Regions from separate parts of the Homo sapiens genome. Here region 2 is linked to region 1. The links are chromatin contacts, found by Hi-C in ENCODE. All regions are on one chromosome and are shown on one strand. The core of a region is the stretch at or near the end of the contact, and the rest is flanking DNA. Distances in the headings are between cores, read along the strand shown. Region 1 holds the start of ZCCHC2 (zinc finger CCHC-type containing 2). Region 2 holds the start of HMSD (histocompatibility minor serpin domain containing).

What was found. A loop is a pair of places that touch in the nucleus more often than their neighbours do. Pooled maps may share reads with other maps.
Region 2: a loop to region 1 is called in a pooled map, with 4 times the contacts of the local background. The contact joins the promoter of HMSD here to the promoter of ZCCHC2 in region 1. A Hi-C loop is called at or near these places in 5 of 37 single-sample maps with no recorded cell type and 7 of 50 pooled maps.

What each region holds. Positions count from the first base shown.
Region 1 is chr18:62,521,143-62,524,313 of GRCh38, forward strand. ZCCHC2 (zinc finger CCHC-type containing 2) reads left to right here and starts at 1,883. Exons shown (of 14, transcript NM_017742.6): 1 at 1,883-3,171. The coding sequence starts at 2,283. RefSeq lists silencers at 1,137-1,246, 1,477-1,746, 1,777-2,276, 3,167-3,171 and an enhancer at 2,592-3,165.
Region 2 is chr18:63,948,049-63,950,942 of GRCh38, forward strand. HMSD (histocompatibility minor serpin domain containing) reads left to right here and starts at 1,253. Exons shown (of 4, transcript NM_001123366.2): 1 at 1,253-1,352. RefSeq lists a silencer at 1,091-1,320.

The DNA.
Region 1 (3,171 bases), core at 633-3,132:
GACTGCGTCACATATAAAACTCAATTTGCCAGCCTGGGCAACATGGTGAGACTCTGTCTCTACAAAAAAATACAAACAATTAGCCAGGTGTGGTGTCACGTGCCTGTGGTCCCAGCTACTTGAGAGGCTGAGGCAGGAGGATCTGCTTGAGCCTGTGCTCCAGCCTGGGTGACAGAGCAAGACTGTGTCAATCGATCAATAAAACAAAAATCAACTCGGAGGTAAAGAATTTATTTGCTCACTAGATATCCAGATCTAGACAGCTGGCTCACTATGAACCTGTGAATATCTAGCAAGATTAATATTATTACTAGTTGCCTAAGTATTTCACCCTAAGCTTTAGAAAAGTGGGAACAGGAGATGAGATATGAGTAGAAGATCCCAGGGTAGTTGAGGGTGACAGCAAAAAAGGGCAATGACGTATAAGTCCTCATAATAAAGTTTTCTTGGCTGTAAATTACATCTAAAGACTGTAAAGAACTAGCAAATTACAAGAAAGAGTGACTTTTATATATTTTGCCAACCTCAAATGTGCTGAAAACAGTTCTCCCTCTCACCCTTTCATCCCCGAAACTGATTCAGGCTTCAGTTCACCCTTTTACTGAACTGTGAATGAGCCTCTTAGGACATAAACTTGTGAGGTGAACAGAGTTCAGCATATGCTCTCCCAACAGATGTTCCAGCACCACCGCAAAGAGTTACAATGTGATTCTTATCTTTCTGCATACTCCTACTACATAGCTGTAGTAGGACTTCTAAATTTAAAGTCTTAAGATTTTTTTTAACCCACCTTTTAATTAACCCTCAAAAGATCCAGCTGAGTTTTAAAAATTTGGACTATGTTGCTAAAAAAAAAAAAAAAAAAAAAAAAAAGTAACAGTGCGAGTGTAAACATCTTGGAAGCCTAAATCTGAAAAACGTAACAAAACTTTTTTTTTTTAAGTTTAAAGCCTGTCAAGTTGGTAGCTTATTAAATTCCTCCAGTCACATGAAATTCACAGCAGAACAAGGATTCAAAATGGGTTAGGCACCGAAATGTCATTTAGCAAATCAATGATTCCCAAAAGATAGAGGTTTAGGGGCGGGGAAGGGAGAGGCTTTTCCTAAACTATCCAGGAAATAATTTTCACAGAGCGTTACAGACTAGGAGCGTCCCCAGCAGCGCTCACCCTCGGCCGGCCGGGTCCCGCTGCGCACCTCCCGGCCGCGCGTCCCCACCTGCGCACGGTGCCTCCAGCCTGGGCGTGGGCGCGGCCCGGGATCGCGGCGCCGGGGCCGCAAACCGGGGCCGCAAACCAGCGCCGCCACCCGCGTCCGGACCCAGTCCCCTGTGAGCGACACCTGGCAAAGTTTCACAAGGTGGGAGACAGCCCACCGCCGGCTTTCAGGAAGTGCACTGGGCGGTGAGGACTCGAACGAGCTCGTCCCGGGGCTGGCGCACTCACTTCGGAGAAACCCCTGCTCCCGGGACGCGTTCACTCCGGCCGCGCAGGCAGCCCGGGCACCACTGGCGGAGGCGGGGCGGCAGCTGGCAAGCAGAGGAGAATCAGGAGTCCAAAGCCGGGCCAGGGCCCTCAGGAAAGGTGAGAGCGGCCGCGTCCCTCCGCTCACGTGGGCCTCGCACGCTCCTCACCGCTCCCGGGCTACCCTCACGCCGCCCCACGGCCCCAGCCCGCGTCCTCCTCCTGCCGAGCACCAGCCTTTAGGACCGCACGGAAGCCGCCGAGAGGGAGGCGGCCGGCCAGCAGTTGGGCGTGGCTTCCTGGAGAAAGGCGGCCCCCCAGGGGGCGGGGAGAGCGACGTCACCGTCGATTCGCGGTGCTGATTGGCGGAGGTGAGGTGCGCGGAGCCCGCAAGCTTCTCCGCCCGGCCCGGCTGCTCCACCTCCTCACCCAGCCGCTCCGTCCTCACCGGCTCGCGAGGGAACAGCTCAGGCACCGCCGCCCCGGCTCAGCGCGGACGGCGGAGAGAGGGAGGCGGAAGGAGGACACCCTCGCTCGCTTGCTCCCACCCGCACCCGGGCTCCCAGAACCGGCGAGGAGCCCAGGGGGAGGAGCCGTCGCGGGCACGCCCCGCCCCCAGCCCGGGAAGACGACGCCAGCGACCCCGCCGGCCGGCCACCGCCCCCCTCGCCGGCCGAGACCCGCCCCCGGCCCCGGCCCTCCCCCGGCGGCATGGAGGGGCCCCGCTCCTGACGGCCGCGCCGCCGCCTCGGCCCGTGCTCCACCTCGCGGCCCCTCCCGCCCGCCCCCGCTCGCATGTCTGCGCCGCCCTAGCCGAGGATGCTGAGGATGAAGCTGCCGCTGAAGCCAACGCACCCCGCGGAGCCGCCGCCCGAGGCGGAGGAGCCCGAGGCGGACGCGCGGCCGGGCGCGAAGGCGCCTTCGCGCCGCCGCCGCGACTGCCGCCCCCCGCCGCCGCCGCCGCCGCCCGCGGGCCCGTCGCGGGGCCCTCTGCCGCCGCCGCCGCCGCCCCGGGGACTCGGGCCGCCTGTTGCTGGTGGAGCGGCGGCGGGGGCGGGTATGCCGGGCGGCGGCGGGGGGCCCTCGGCGGCGCTGCGCGAGCAGGAGCGGGTATACGAGTGGTTCGGGCTGGTGCTGGGCTCGGCGCAGCGCCTGGAGTTCATGTGCGGGCTGCTGGACCTGTGCAACCCGCTGGAGCTGCGCTTCCTTGGCTCGTGCCTGGAGGACCTGGCGCGCAAGGACTACCACTACCTGCGCGACTCGGAGGCCAAGGCCAACGGCCTCTCGGACCCGGGGCCGCTGGCCGACTTCCGAGAGCCCGCGGTGCGCTCGCGCCTCATCGTCTACCTGGCGCTGCTGGGCTCGGAGAACCGGGAGGCCGCTGGCCGTCTGCACCGCCTGCTACCCCAGGTGGACTCGGTGCTCAAAAGCCTGCGCGCGGCCCGGGGCGAGGGCTCGCGGGGCGGCGCGGAGGACGAGCGCGGCGAGGACGGCGACGGCGAGCAGGACGCCGAGAAGGACGGCTCAGGCCCGGAAGGCGGCATTGTGGAGCCCCGGGTCGGCGGCGGGCTTGGCTCCAGGGCCCAGGAGGAACTGCTGCTGCTCTTCACCATGGCCTCGCTGCACCCGGCTTTCTCCTTCCACCAGCGGGTCACCCTGAGGGAACACTTGGAGAGGCTCCGCGCCGCGCTCCGCGGGGGCCCCGAGG
Region 2 (2,894 bases), core at 3-2,502, 1.4 Mb after region 1:
TATGTGTAAAATAGTTGGATTATACATTGTGACTAAGTAAGATTGATTGCAGGTGTACAAGACTAATTCAACATTTGAAAATCAAAGGAATCCGTCATATCAACAGGTAAAAAACAGAAAAAATCCTCAAAAAATTGCTAGCAACTCCAATTCAACAACACATTAAACAGATCACTCACCACGATCAAGTGAGATTCACCCGGGTATGCAAGTATGATTCAATATACACAAATCAATAAATGCGATACATTGCATTAAAAGAACCAACAACAAAAACTGCACGATCATTTCAATAGATGCCGAAAATGTATTCAGTAAAATCCTACATCTCTTTATGATAAAAATCCTTAACACATTGGGTATAGAAGGAATATACCTCAAAACAATAAAAACCAAAATGAAAAACCCACTGCTAATATCATACTGAACAGGGAAAAATTGAAAACCTTTCCTATAAGATCTGCAACAAGACAAGGATGCCCAGTTTCACCCCCTTTATTCAGTATCTGACTGGAAGTCCTGGCCGGGGCAATTAGGCAAGAAAAAGAAACAAAGGACACCCAAACTGGAAAGAAAGATGTAAAATTAGCTTTGCTCACCAATGGTATAATCTTATAATCGGAAAAACCAAAAGACTCCCCTCAAAAACTACTAGAACTAATAAATGAATCAGTAAAGTTGCAGAATACAAAATGGATATAAAATATCCGTAAGATGTCTATACATCTACAGTGAACAGTCTGAAAAAGAAATCAAGAAAGAAATCCCACTTACAATAGCTATAAGAAATATGATGTATAAAATACCTAGTAATCAATTTAATTAAAAAAGTGAAAGACTTCTACAAGGACAACTATAAAACACTGATGAGAAAAACGTGAAGAACACACACAGAAAATGGACACATATTCATGCTCATAGGTTGGAATAATTAATGTTAAAAGTACAATGCTACCCAAACAATTTACAGATTGAATGCAATCCCTGTCAAAATACCAATGTCATTCTTCACAGAAATAGAAAAAAAAAAAAACCCTATAATTTGTATGGAACCACGAAAAACCCCAAATAGCCAAAGCGCATTATCGCTTCTTGACTGAAAACTCCCGGACAGTTGGGGCTTTTTCCTGCACAGAGATTGGCCACTTCCTGCACATCAGGAGATCCCCGCGGCCTGCGGGACCCGCCCCGCCCTCCTGCCCAGGCGCCCGCTAGGTGGTGCCTGGCTGGGCCCGACTCCGCCCGCCTCCCCATTCACTGGGAACTAACACCCGGCGCCGCTCAGACATCTCTATTCCCGCCTCTCCGACCCGGTCTCACTTCGCTCCTGGGCAGCTGCGCGGAGAACTGGGGTAGGTGTTTGACTTTGGGAGTGGTTCCCACACGCTGGATTCTCGTTACCTGCTCTTGAGCCCAGGAAAAGGGCGGGAACCTACGAAAGGGAAGCCCAGTGAAGTGCTCAGCGCACCTGTTGCTCCAGACCTTTCCCTGGGGCTGTCCTTCTTTACTCGGTCTCTGGCGGGGGCTCCCTAAGGGCAGGGACTTGGCTGCACTTGGCTGTGTGCCCTATGGGTCCAGGCGCGGGGAGGGGAGGCCAGGGCGAATGGGCGCGGAGCTGGGGGGTGAAAGTCCTGCCTGGGCTCCACTCATCCTGCAGGAGCTGGAAGTAGGTACAATGAGGCCTCCCACCCTGGTGAAGTTTATGTTGGGCGCTGGAAGGGGCTGTGAGGCCTGGGACCTCCAGGAAAAACAACAGCAGCAGTATTTATTTGTCGGTACCGAAACTCGTATGCTCTCAGTATTCAGAATTTGTACTTGACATTCCTCCTCCTTTAAAAGAAACCAGGAGAGGCGTTGATAGTATGTTTTTGGACTGGAAAAAAATCAAAATGAGGACGATACTGTTGCCAGAAAGCAAAAGTGTTGGGATAGTGTAAAAAGAAAGTAACCAATTTACAGAGATTCCCAGTAGACAAGTTGTGAGAATTTGCTCAAGAACAAAAACCAGTATGTGTTAATTGAAATACATGTTACAACAAAGCCAAGAAAGAGTCCTTTAGTAAATTCAGATAAAACAAGTAAAATGGGCCAGGCGCGGTGGCTCACGCTTGTAATCCCAGCACTTTGGGAGGCTGAGGGGGGCGGATCACGAGGTCAGGAGTTCGAGACCCAGCCTGGCCAATATGGTGAAACCCAGTCTCTACTAAAAATACAAAAATTAGCCGGGTGTCGTGACATGGGCCTGTAGTCCCAGCTACTCAGGAGGCTGAGGCAGAAGAATCGCTTGAACCTGGGAGGCAGAGGTTGCAGTGAGCCAAGATTGCACCACTGCACTCCAGCCTGAGGGACAAAGCGAGACTCTCTCTCAAAAAAAAAAAAAAAAAAAAAAAAAAATGTAAGATGAGTTTAAAGGAGGCAGGAAATAATTTCAATAATGTTTACAAGAAATGCTGTGTGATGATTCATATACGACTGCTGTGTAGGAATAGTGACTATAGGCACCTAGGTTGACAGGCACAGTGGTTACAAAAACCAACCTGAAGGCCTAAATATTAAACCAGGAGACTTTGAAAGCCAACTTGTGGATAGAACTCTGTGTTACGCAAATCAGATGCACGAGAACCTCAAATAGTATTTCATTTCAAGGAAAGGCATTTGGCAAAAAAAAGAAAAAAGCAAATTTAATAGTTGTCTTTGCAAAATCCCAATGTAGGACCAAACTGCAAAATGGTCCTTACATTTGTTTGGCTTTAAAAAGCAGTATGACCTGAAAAGTAGCAGTGTCAGGTCAGTCAGAGCCCATGTCCCAACCATCAATCTGGCAGCCCCATCCTATTGTTTTTGTGAATAGGAGATGGTCTGTTATTAATTTAACCCCAGAAAAGTATTAAAAT